Linked DNA regions of Homo sapiens: region 1 is linked to region 2. The links are chromatin loops, found by intact Hi-C in ENCODE. Cell type or tissue: natural killer cell. All regions are shown on one strand. Links, peaks and the distances in the headings refer to the core of each region. The heading gives the core; the rest is flanking DNA.

Region 1 (5,384 bases), core at 247-5,246, 160 kb before region 2:
ACATAGACATGCATACAATTACATTTAGAATTTACAAGCCATTAACTGAAGTAATCTCCAGGGATCAGATTGATGTCAAATTTAATTTTAACTTTCTCCGGTACTTTACAACTGTATTTTGTTAGAATTGGCTGTATATATTTGATAAACCTATAAAAGTTCCTTTCCTTTCTCTGGTTACACTAATAGCATTTGAATATGAAAGGGAGGAGAAACCAATTTCTCCTTGAATGTAAACCATCTATTCTTTTTCTGGAACTCACTGAAAAATATGGCATAGGTGGAGGGTTTTCTTCTTTAAAAAAATAAGAACTCTAAACAGCTTTATTGAGGTAGAATTCATATACTAAAAAATCCACCCATGCAAAGTGTACAATTCAGTGATCTCCAGCACATTCACAGAGTTGTGCAGCCATCAACACAATCCAACTCTAGAACGCTTGTATCCTCCCATAAAGAAACCCTTGCACCTATTATCAGTCATTGCCCTATCCTTCTTCAGCATTGGCAACCATCAATCCACTTTCTGTCTCCATAGGTTGGCCTATTCTGGACATTTCATATAAATGGAGTCATATAATATGTGGTGGGTTTTTTTTTTTGAGATGAGGTCTTGCTATGTTGCCCAAGCTGGTCATGAACTCCTAGCTTCAAGTGATTCTCCCACCTTGGCCTCCAAAGGGCTGGGATTACAGGCATGAGCCACCGTGCCCAGCCTATTGTGTGGTCTTTTGTGACTGGCTTCTTTCACTTAGCATCGTTTTCGAGGTTCATGCATATTGCAGGATGTACCAGAACTTCACTCCCTTTTATTGCTGAATAACATTCCATTGCATGGACACAGCACTAATATTTGGTATATTTGAAGTTTGTACAGCTTGTGTAGGATGAAGCTCCTTCTCTGTTCCTCACATCACCACAACCCCAGTGTGTGCATTTGGGAGGTCAGTGGAATGGCCACACCCACCCAGAAGAGACTTCTTGGCTAAGCAGGGGAGGCGTGGATGATGCCACCTTCTTTTTCTCCCCAGGAAATAACAATGAGGCATGGGCTAAGGATTTGAAGCTGGCAGACTTTGCGCTGCTGTGCCTCGATGGCAAACGGAAGCCTGTGACTGAGGCTAGAAGCTGCCATCTTGCCATGGCCCCGAATCATGCCGTGGTGTCTCGGATGGATAAGGTGGAACGCCTGAAACAGGTGTTGCTCCACCAACAGGTATGGACCACAGGGCTTCTAGTGCTTTCTTAGCTGTGTGGGCTCATGTTAGGTGAGGAGATCACAGAGCTAGGTGCACCAGCCCACTCGATCCTCTCTAGTCCTCTACTTGAAGCTCATGGTGAGAGTATTGGCTTCATGCTGTGGCGTTGCCCAGAGTGTCAACAAGAACAACAGAGGCTTTTGACTCTGGGCTTTCTGGGACTCACTCCATTTCTGCTGAGACTCTGTGCCCTGGCCTTGTTGCCATCACTGCCTGGCTCAGAGGCTGTCTTTTTCCCTCCTGCTGTTCTTCTGGCAAATGAGGAAGCCACTGAGCCTTCCTCCCACATGCATTAGTATAGTGCTTTTTACTCAGGTGACATTTCCTGAACCTGGGCCGAGTGAACAGTGCTCTAGGCCAGGCCTCTAAAACAGCAAACTCAGAAGGTGCCCTATAGATTTAGGGCTCTCTAAATGTGATTTGAACGAAATCCCAAAATTTTCTTAAAATCTGGGATTTTATTAGAACTTCTATTTTTATCATATAACATCATGTCTCTGTGTGCTTTTGAAGAAAACAACTCAGGAATAACAAGACTGGCCACCATAACTGGCCTTTATGGAGCTCTTAATGTGCACACACAGTGGTGCTGGTGAGAGAGCTGCCGTGACTGAGGGGTTTGGGTCTCAGTCTCCCCACATGGGAGCCTGGGACAGAGCAGGAACTGTGTGAGGGAGGCAGGGTGACCGACCTGCACACTGAGCTGGTTAGTGGCTGAGCCTGGGTTTTCCTAGCAGCCTGCCTCTCTAGAAGAGCTGCATATTAGAATGTCCTGAGCAATTGACTTGTGAGGGCAGATCTCAAAACCCCTCCATTGTTGCCTTGTCACCCATAAGAAGTTGTATGGGAAAAGGTCACAGGTTAAGAAGGAAGGAAAGATGGCAGATGGTAGGAGGTAGGACCAGAAGTGGTGCGAGGCCTGGATGCTGCCCAAGGCGGGCCTGCCACCAGGAGTGTGGGGTGGGGGACTCCACTAAGGAGGTGGAATGACTCCAGAACTCAGCTCCTTCTGCCCCATGGTTTTCTCAGGGCTGTTCTTGGGTGGAAGAAATACCCCTTTGCCTCCTTTAACCCATAAATTCCTCTTTTCCTTAGCTACTCACTGTCTGCCCTTTTGTCGCAGGCTAAATTTGGGAGAAATGGATCTGACTGCCCGGACAAGTTTTGCTTATTCCAGTCTGAAACCAAAAACCTTCTGTTCAATGACAACACTGAGTGTCTGGCCAGACTCCATGGCAAAACAACATATGAAAAATATTTGGGACCACAGTATGTCGCAGGCATTACTAATCTGAAAAAGTGCTCAACCTCCCGTAAGTAGACCCTAGCTAGCATCCCCGAGAAACCACCATGGGTGAAGGTCAAGGTTTGAGGGCCAAACAGCATTCTAGGAACGAACACAGGTGTAAAAATGTTAAGGAAAGATAATATCTCTTTACAGTTCAGGAAATTATAATCTCATTGATAAAATAATTAGAGAATAAAATAGAGCAGTATGTAATAAATTTTTATAAATTTTATAGTACGGATAGTGATGGCACTGTCATGAAATCTTTGGAAACTGATAATCCATTTTATTCAGTAAAATGAAAGGTGCATATATACATATGCATTGAGAAATGACAAAACCAGCCACGTGTGATGGCTCACACCTGTCATCCCACCACCTTGGGAAGCAGAGGTGGGAGGATGGCTTGAGCCCGGGAGTTTGAGACCAATGTGGCCAACACAGAGAGACCTTGTTCTACAAAAATAATTTTAAAAATTAGCCTGGTGTGGTGTCAAGCACCTCTAGTCCCAGCTACTTGAGAGGCTGAAATAGGAGGATTGCTTGATCCCAGAAGGTTGAAGCTGCAGTGAGCTATGATTGTACCACTGCACTACAGCCTAGGTGACACCGAAAGACCCTTCCTCAAAAAAAAAAAAAAAAAATCTGATTCTAGACAGTTACCATAGATGCCAACTATAGAGAAAACAAAATCTCAAAAAAATTCAAGTGTAGGAAAACACATCTTAACCAGGGAAATATGTTGATATTAATTTAATCCCTTAAAAATATTTAGAAGACATCACAGAGTATTGTAAGGCTCCCGGTGATAACTGTGGGATTTCAGTGTGCACAGCTCCCTGTGCACTGCAATCATTCAGATTCCTATTCCTGGTCCCTCACCCAGAGTTGGGGGCATTAGGGATGCTGTTGGTCCAAGGATGGGGGCAGGGCCAGAAATGTCTTTATCGGTAGTTTTCAATGAGAGACAATTTTTCCCCTGAGGGGATATTTGACAATGTGAGAAGCATTTTTTTGATTCTTACAACATAGAGGGTGCTGCTGGTAACAAATAGGTAGAGGCCAGGGATGCTACTAAACAAAGCACAGCCAGCCCCCTGCAATAAAGGGTTATTATCAGGCCCCAAATGTCAATAGTGCCAAGGTTGAGAAACCCTTTTCTGTATTGACAAACAACTCAGGTCACTGTGATGCAGGTCAGGACCACCCTCTGAGAAATATGGCTACAGGGCTCTTCTTGTGAGCAGCCAGCTCAGGACTGCATAGACCACATGCTTCTTGAGGGCAGGCCAGTCTATCCATGCTGTGTCCCCAGCACTTAGCACAGCAACTCACACAAAGCAGGTGCTCAGTAAGGATCTGTGAATGAATGAGTGAATCTGCAGGTGAACATGATTGCAAACAGGTTCACATTCCGGGAGAAGCTAGAGGACCACCAATGTCTTGTGAACTTGAGAATGTGACAGTCGATTCAATCAGAGACAAGTGCAGGGTGGTTGTGTCTCTCAGGCCAGAGCAGGGAAACACCCTGGCTGGTGAGGGCTAGACTCTGGCTCCCTTGAACACCGTAGTCGCTAGGAGTAGGGGAGTGGGAATATGAGTGTGGCAAGCACTGACTCAGTGATGGGAGAAGGGCAGAGAAAACTCTTAGTATTCTCTTTGATTTATTGGATTAAATAACTGGTTTAATGGAAGAAATCAGTTTCTGAATCTCTTGCTCTGTTGTGTCCCACAGCCCTCCTGGAAGCCTGTGAATTCCTCAGGAAGTAAAACCGAAGAAGATGGCCCAGCTCCCCAAGAAAGCCTCAGCCATTCACTGCCCCCAGCTCTTCTCCCCAGGTGTGTTGGGGCCTTGGCCTCCCCTGCTGAAGGTGGGGATTGCCCATCCATCTGCTTACAATTCCCTGCTGTCGTCTTAGCAAGAAGTAAAATGAGAAATTTTGTTGATATTCTCTCCTTATAAAGTGTCACTCATCTTTTCTAGAATTTTATACTGAAATCACATGCCTGACAAAATACCTGTACAGTTGGACCTTCCCTTCCAAGTTTTTCAGGTCCAGCCCCTCCTCTTTCTTGCAGTCTTGGGTATGATGCCCAAGGGTCTGGAATTTAAGGCCAGGCCAAGCACCGGTTTTCCTAAGGGGATCTTGTTGGTTATTCACATAGCTGTCTCAGTGCACGTGCATGTATGTGCCTGGGAGTGTGTGCGTGTCCCCAAGGCAGGGCAGGAAGAGCAAGCATAGGAATTATAACTGAAATGTAGGTTCAGTTGCTCATCACTTGCAGAGTCTAATTAACAAGAGCTAGGTTTGGTATAAAGTGACTTTTATTCCAAAGCTACCTTAGGGGAAGAAGTACAGGCTTCTTTCCTTAAGGGTAACTGCTTCACCTTTGGAGCAGAAAGCAGAGGCTTTTAAATGGGGGGCGTGGCATGCAAGGCAGGAAGTGAGCAGGTAGAGGGTCTGGGTACTGGCTTTGGTGCCTTGTCTACCAGGCAGTTGAGTTGGTTACTGCTGGTGCCTTTGTGGGCAAAACTAGGTTGTAAAAGCAGCCAAAAAATTTCCAGATGGGAGAGTTTCATAGCGGGCATATTTTGGCTTGTGAATTGACTGTTATGTCTCAAGGTAGTCTCTTGGTGGGAGAGAGTTCTGCTCTGTAGCGTCTAACTAAGAGCACATAGTTAGATGAACTTGCCCTGTTGGGAGTGTCTGGTGAAGGGGAGATAAAAGATTATAATTGCATTTCTAAAGAGCTAAGTAGGAAGCAGAGAAAAGGAGAGAGAAGTGAAGACAGAATAATTTTAAATAATGAAGAGAGAAATGAAGAAGGAATAATTT
Region 2 (5,384 bases), core at 133-5,132:
AAGGGAGTCTTACTTCCTGCTAACTAATTCAAACACTCATCATCTCCCTGGAAGGCTGATGTCTGCAACCTGCTTTCTAGCACACATTTCCATATCAGTTAACCTTTTTGATTTATAAACAACCCCAGCTTCAGCCAAGAATGACTGTATGGACAGGGTTTGGATGGCTCACAGAATGGAAGAAAGAAGGACCTTTAGCCCTCAGAGAGGACAAGGGCCACTCAGAGAGGACAGAAGCCTCAGCCCTAAAAGTCCATGTAGCCTTTCCTTTTTTTTTTTTGAGACGGAGACTTGCTCAGTCCCCAGGCTGGAGTGCAATGGCACCATCTTGGCTCACTGCAACCTCCGCCTCCTGGGTTCAAGCAATTTTCCTGCCTCAGCCTTCCGAGTAGCTAGGATTACAGGTACCCACCACCATGCCAGGCTAATTTTTGTATTTTTTAGTACAGACAGAGTTTCACCATGTTGGTCAGGCTGGTCTCAACTGCTGACCTCAGGTGATCCACCCGCCTCAGCCTCCCAAAGTGCTGCAATTACAGATGTGAGCCACCACATCCAGCCCAGGTAGCCTTTCTTTTTTCTTTTTTTTTTGAGACAGAGTTTCGCTCTTGTTGCCCAGGCTGGAGTGCAATGGTGAGATCTTGGCTTACCGCAACCTCCGCCTCCCAGGTTCAAGCGATTCTCCTGCCTCAGCCTCCTGAGTAGCTGTGATTACAGGCATGCACCACCACACCAGTAGTAGAGATGGGGTTTATCCATGTTGGTCAGGCTGGTCTCAAACTCCTGACCTCAGGTGATCTGCCTGCCTTGGCATCCCAAAGTGCTGGGATTACAGTCATGTGCCACTGTGCCCAGCCCCATGTAGCCTTTCTTTAGACATAGAATCAATCAGTCTCAACCATCTCTGTATGTCTTCATTTGAGTTTTCAAATCCAATTGGCCTAGCTTAGGTCAGGCTACCATCAATTCCCCCTTGGATCAAATAAATGAAGAGGCTGTGGGAGGAACCTGGGGGTGGCCACTGTGGGGATCATTGCGAGCCAGGCAAACTCCCCAGCCTGTGTCTATAGCAGCATCACTCCCTGCTGCTGATAGGTTTCAAAGTCTTGGCATTTAAGTTTCTTAGTTCTGGCATCAAAGTGCCCTTGCTTCCAGAACTCTCTCCCACCTGCCCAATTTCTCTCTTCTAAACATTCTTTGTTCGTTCCCAACTCTGCCTTTGCTTATCCCCCTCCCACGACTCTCCTCAGGGGTGTCACTTCCTGTCTTTTAAGACCCAGTCTGGCCTCTCCTCCTATAAGAAGTCTTCCCTGAACACTCACTTGACATTTACCACAAATTTTTTAATGACCAGTTTCTTTTCCTGTGCTGTATGTGGTCACCTTGTGTCACTCAGAGTCCCAGCAGCAAACAACTGACACTCAAACAGGGCAATTTGAGGACACTTTAATAAAGGGGCTATTTACAAAGGGACTAGCAGCATAAAGTGAGAATACCATCCCATGAGATGAGTAACAGCAGGGATTTATTACCAGCCCAAGGTCTGAAGGGGAAAAGGGTGGGAGAAGGTGTGCCATACATGAGATCAATTGGGGTTTGAACAGCATCTGGATTGAACAACATAGGATGAGGAAGATGTCGGCCTCTCCATCCATCCTCACTTGTCCCAGGTCAGAGGAGTTGCTGTTCTGATCGTCAGATTTCAGAACATGGACTGGGCCACATTTACGAGCGGTTGGGGTCTCTGAGTGTTAAAAGGTCCCACACAAGCACTAGCAAGTCTACTGCTTTCCCTTCCAGGCAGTGGTGGGTTGAACCAGGCTGTGGCTCACAGGGGCAGGTGCTGCTCTCTTGCTTTTCTTTGTCCTCTTATATTCACACGTGTTTTTAGCATGCCCATTGCTGTGGGATTGGCCATGGTCTTCTGGAATATAATTTGAATTTTGGTTTAATGGGATGTAGGGGAATATGTAGATCTTGAGCCACACACAGCTTTACCAAAGCCCTCCATCCAAAGGAGCTAGGAATTCGCCCAGATAACAAGGTGTACCCTGTTTCCTATCTTCTGTTGCTTTCTTCCTGCAGTCACGGCCTTGCACAATTCCTGGGGATACAGATGGCATCCCCCACGTTTTGCAACACAGTTGGACAATATCAGATTTAGGCATTCCTGAGTTTCTTGTTGTATTATCAAACCTCACCTCCCTCCTAGCCCTCGGGCACACCCTCTACTGACTGAAGAACTGTGCAGAGCTAGCTCCTCTCTGCCACCGGCCAACACCCCCTGGTGTTCAGGTTCCCCCACTGCAACTGTCTGGGACGCTGATGCCAGCAAGTGAAGGACTCATCTGAGGTGGGGCTCATCTGACCAGGACCTGGAACTGAGCCAGGGAGAAGGTTGTCCTGTCTGAAAAAAATTGAGAGGCCTTCCTCAGTGAAAGAAAGTCTTGACTTCAAGGGGCGGCTCTTCTCGTGGGCATTGGGCAGCGCCCAGTGGACTAGTTCTTGCTTAGCTAGGAGAGGTTAACCTTGAAGTAGGCAAAATTCAAGTATACAGGATTTTAAAGACATCATTAGGTATTTTCTTATTCAAGCCCATATCCATATCCTTATTTATGTCCATATCTAAATCTATATCTATATGTATCTTTTTTTTTTGAGACAGGGTTTTGCTCTATCACCCAGGATGGAGTGCAGTGGTGGGATCTCAGCTCACTGCACTCCTAGTCTCAAGTGATCCCCTTGTCTCAGTCTCCTTAGTAGCTGGGACTACAGCCATGCACCCCCACACCCAGCTAATTTTTGTTTATTTTTCGTAGAGACCTAGGTCTTGCCATGTTGCCCAGGCTGGTCTCAGCCTCCCAAAGTGTTGGGATTACAGGCATGAGCCACCATGCCTGGCCTATGTATCTTTAATATCAAAGCCTTTTTTTAAAATTATACTTTAAGTTCTGCGATACATGTGCAGAACGTGCAGGTTTGTTACATAGGTATACACGTGCCATGGTGGTTTGCTGCACCCATCAACCCGTAATCTACATTAAATATTTCTCCTGACGCTATCCCTCCCCTAGCCCCTCCACCCCGGACAGGCCCCAGTGTGTGATGTTCCCCTCCCTGTGTCCATGTGTTCTCATTGTTCAACTCCCATTTATCAGTGAGAACATGCAGTGTTTGGTTTTCTGTTCTTGTGTTAGTTTGCTGAGAATGATGGTTTCCAGCTTCATCCATGTCCCTGCAAAGGACATGAACTCATCCGTTTTTATGACTGCGTAGCATTCCATGGTGTATATGTGCCACATTTTCTTTATCCAGTCTATCATTGATGGGCATTTGGGTTGATTCCAAGTCTTTGCTATTGTGAACAGTGTTGCAATAAACATACGTGTGCATATATCTTTATAGTAGAATGATTCATAATCTTTTGGGTATATACCCAGTAATGGGATTGCTGGGTTAAATGGTATTTCTGGTTCTAGATCCTTGAGGAATCGCCACACTGTCTTCCACAATGGTTGAACTAATTTACACTCCTACCAACAGCATAAAAGCATTCCTATTTCTCCACATCCTCTCCAGCCTGTGTTGTTTCCTGACTTTTTAATGATCACCATTCTAACTGGCATGAGATGGTGTCTTATTGTGGTTTTGATTTGCATTTCTCTAATGACCAGTGATGATGAGCTTTTCTTCATATGTTTGTTGGCAGCATAAATTTCTTCTTTTGAGAAGTGTCTGTTCATATCCTTCTCCTACTTTTTGATGGGGTTGTTTTTTTCTTGTAAATTATTAAAGTTCCTTGTAGATTCTGGATATTAGCCCTTTCTCAGGTGGATAGATTGTGAAATTTTTCTCCCATTCTGTAGGTTGTCTGTTCACTCTAATGATAGTTTCTTTTGCTGTGCAGAAGCTCTTTAGTTTAATTAGATCCGATTTGTCTATTTTGGCTTTTGTTGCCATTGCTTTTGGTGTTTTAGTCATGAAGTCTTTGCCCATGCCTATGTCCTGAATGGTATTGCCTAGGTTTTCTTCCAGGGATTTTATGGTTTTAGCTCTTATATTTATGTCTTTAATCTATCTTGAGTTAATTTTTGTATAAGGTGTAAGGAAGGGGTCCAGTTTTAGTTTTCTGCATACGGCTAGCCAGTTTTCCCAACACCATTTATTAAATAGGGAATCCTTTCCCCATTGTTTGTTTTTGTCAGGTTTGTCAAAGATCAGATGGTTATAGATGTGTGGCGTTACTTCTGAGGCCTCTATTCTGTTCCATTGGTCTATATATCTGTTTTGGTACCAGTACCATGCTGTTTTGGTTACTGTAGACTTGTAGTGTAGTTTGAATGCAGGTGGCGTGTTGCTTCCAGCTTTGTTCTTTTTGCTTAGGATTGTCTTGGCTTTAGAGGCTCTTTTGTGGTTCCATATGAAATTTAAAGTAGGTTTTTCTAACTCTGTGAAGAAAGTCAGTGGTAGCTTGGTGGAGATAGCATTGAATCTATAAATTACTTTGGGCAATATGGCCGTTTTCACAATATTGATTCTTCCTATCCATGAGCATGGAATGTTTTTCCATTTGTTTTTGTCCTCTCTCATTTCCTTGAACAGTGGTTTGTAGTTCTCTTTGAAGAGATCCTTCACATCCCTTGTAAATTGTATTCCTAGTTATTTTATTCTCTTTGCAGCAATTGTGAATGGGAGTTCACTTATGATTTGGCTCTCTGTTTGTCTATTATTGGTGTATAAGAACGCTTGTGATTTTTGCACATTGATTTTGTATCCTAAGACTTTGCTGAGATTGCTTATCAGCTTAAGGAGATTTTGGGCTGAGATGATGGGGTTTTCTAAATAGACAATTATGTCATCTGCAAACAGAGACAATTTGACTTCCTCATTTCCGAATTGAATACCCTTTATTTCTTTCTCTTGCCTGATTGTCCTGGCCAGAACTTCCAATACTATGTTGAATAGGAGTGGTGAGAGAGGGCATCCTTGTCTTGTGCCAGTTTTCAAAGGGAATGCTTCCAGCTTTTGCCTGTTCAGTATGATATTGGCTGTGGGTTTGCCATAAATAGCTCTTATTATTTTGAGACATTCCATCAATACCCAGTTTATTGAGAGTTTTTAGCATGAAGGGGTGTTGAATTTTATTGAAGGCCTTTTCTGCATCTATTGAGATAATCATGTGATTTTTGTCATTGGTTCTGTTTATGTCATGGATTACGTTTATTGATTTGTGTATGTTGAACCAGCCTTGCATCCCAGGGATGAAGCCGACTTGATCATGATGGATAAGCTTTTTGATGTGCTGCTGGATTTGGTTTGCCAGTATTTTATTGAGGATTTTTGCATTGATATTCGTCGGAGATATTGCCTGAAATTTTCTTTTT

What was found. A loop is a pair of places that touch in the nucleus more often than their neighbours do. Peaks named below come from ENCODE experiments on the same cell type or tissue, not always from the same donor. Only the 100,000 strongest peaks of a DNase experiment are listed, where the experiment ranks them.
Region 1: a loop joins it to region 2, with 4 times the contacts of the local background. A loop is called at or near these places in 23 of 110 quality-filtered maps.

What each region holds. Positions count from the first base shown.
Region 1 is chr3:46,435,128-46,440,511 of GRCh38, reverse strand. LTF (lactotransferrin) reads left to right here. Exons shown (of 17, transcript NM_002343.6): 15 at 1,032-1,216; 16 at 2,383-2,572; 17 at 4,283-4,867. The coding sequence ends at 4,317. Among named protein-coding and RNA genes, the nearest start is that of LINC02009, 14 kb to the right of the region's middle. In natural killer cell, for the core only: no CTCF peak of the experiment used is centred there; no DNase peak of the experiment used is centred there.
Region 2 is chr3:46,273,609-46,278,992 of GRCh38, reverse strand. No RefSeq gene overlaps it. Among named protein-coding and RNA genes, the nearest start is that of CCR3, 34 kb to the right of the region's middle. In natural killer cell, for the core only: CTCF peaks have their summits at 2,092 and 2,293 (motif pointing left); a DNase peak (open chromatin) is centred at 2,282; H3K27ac peaks cover 1,311 bases.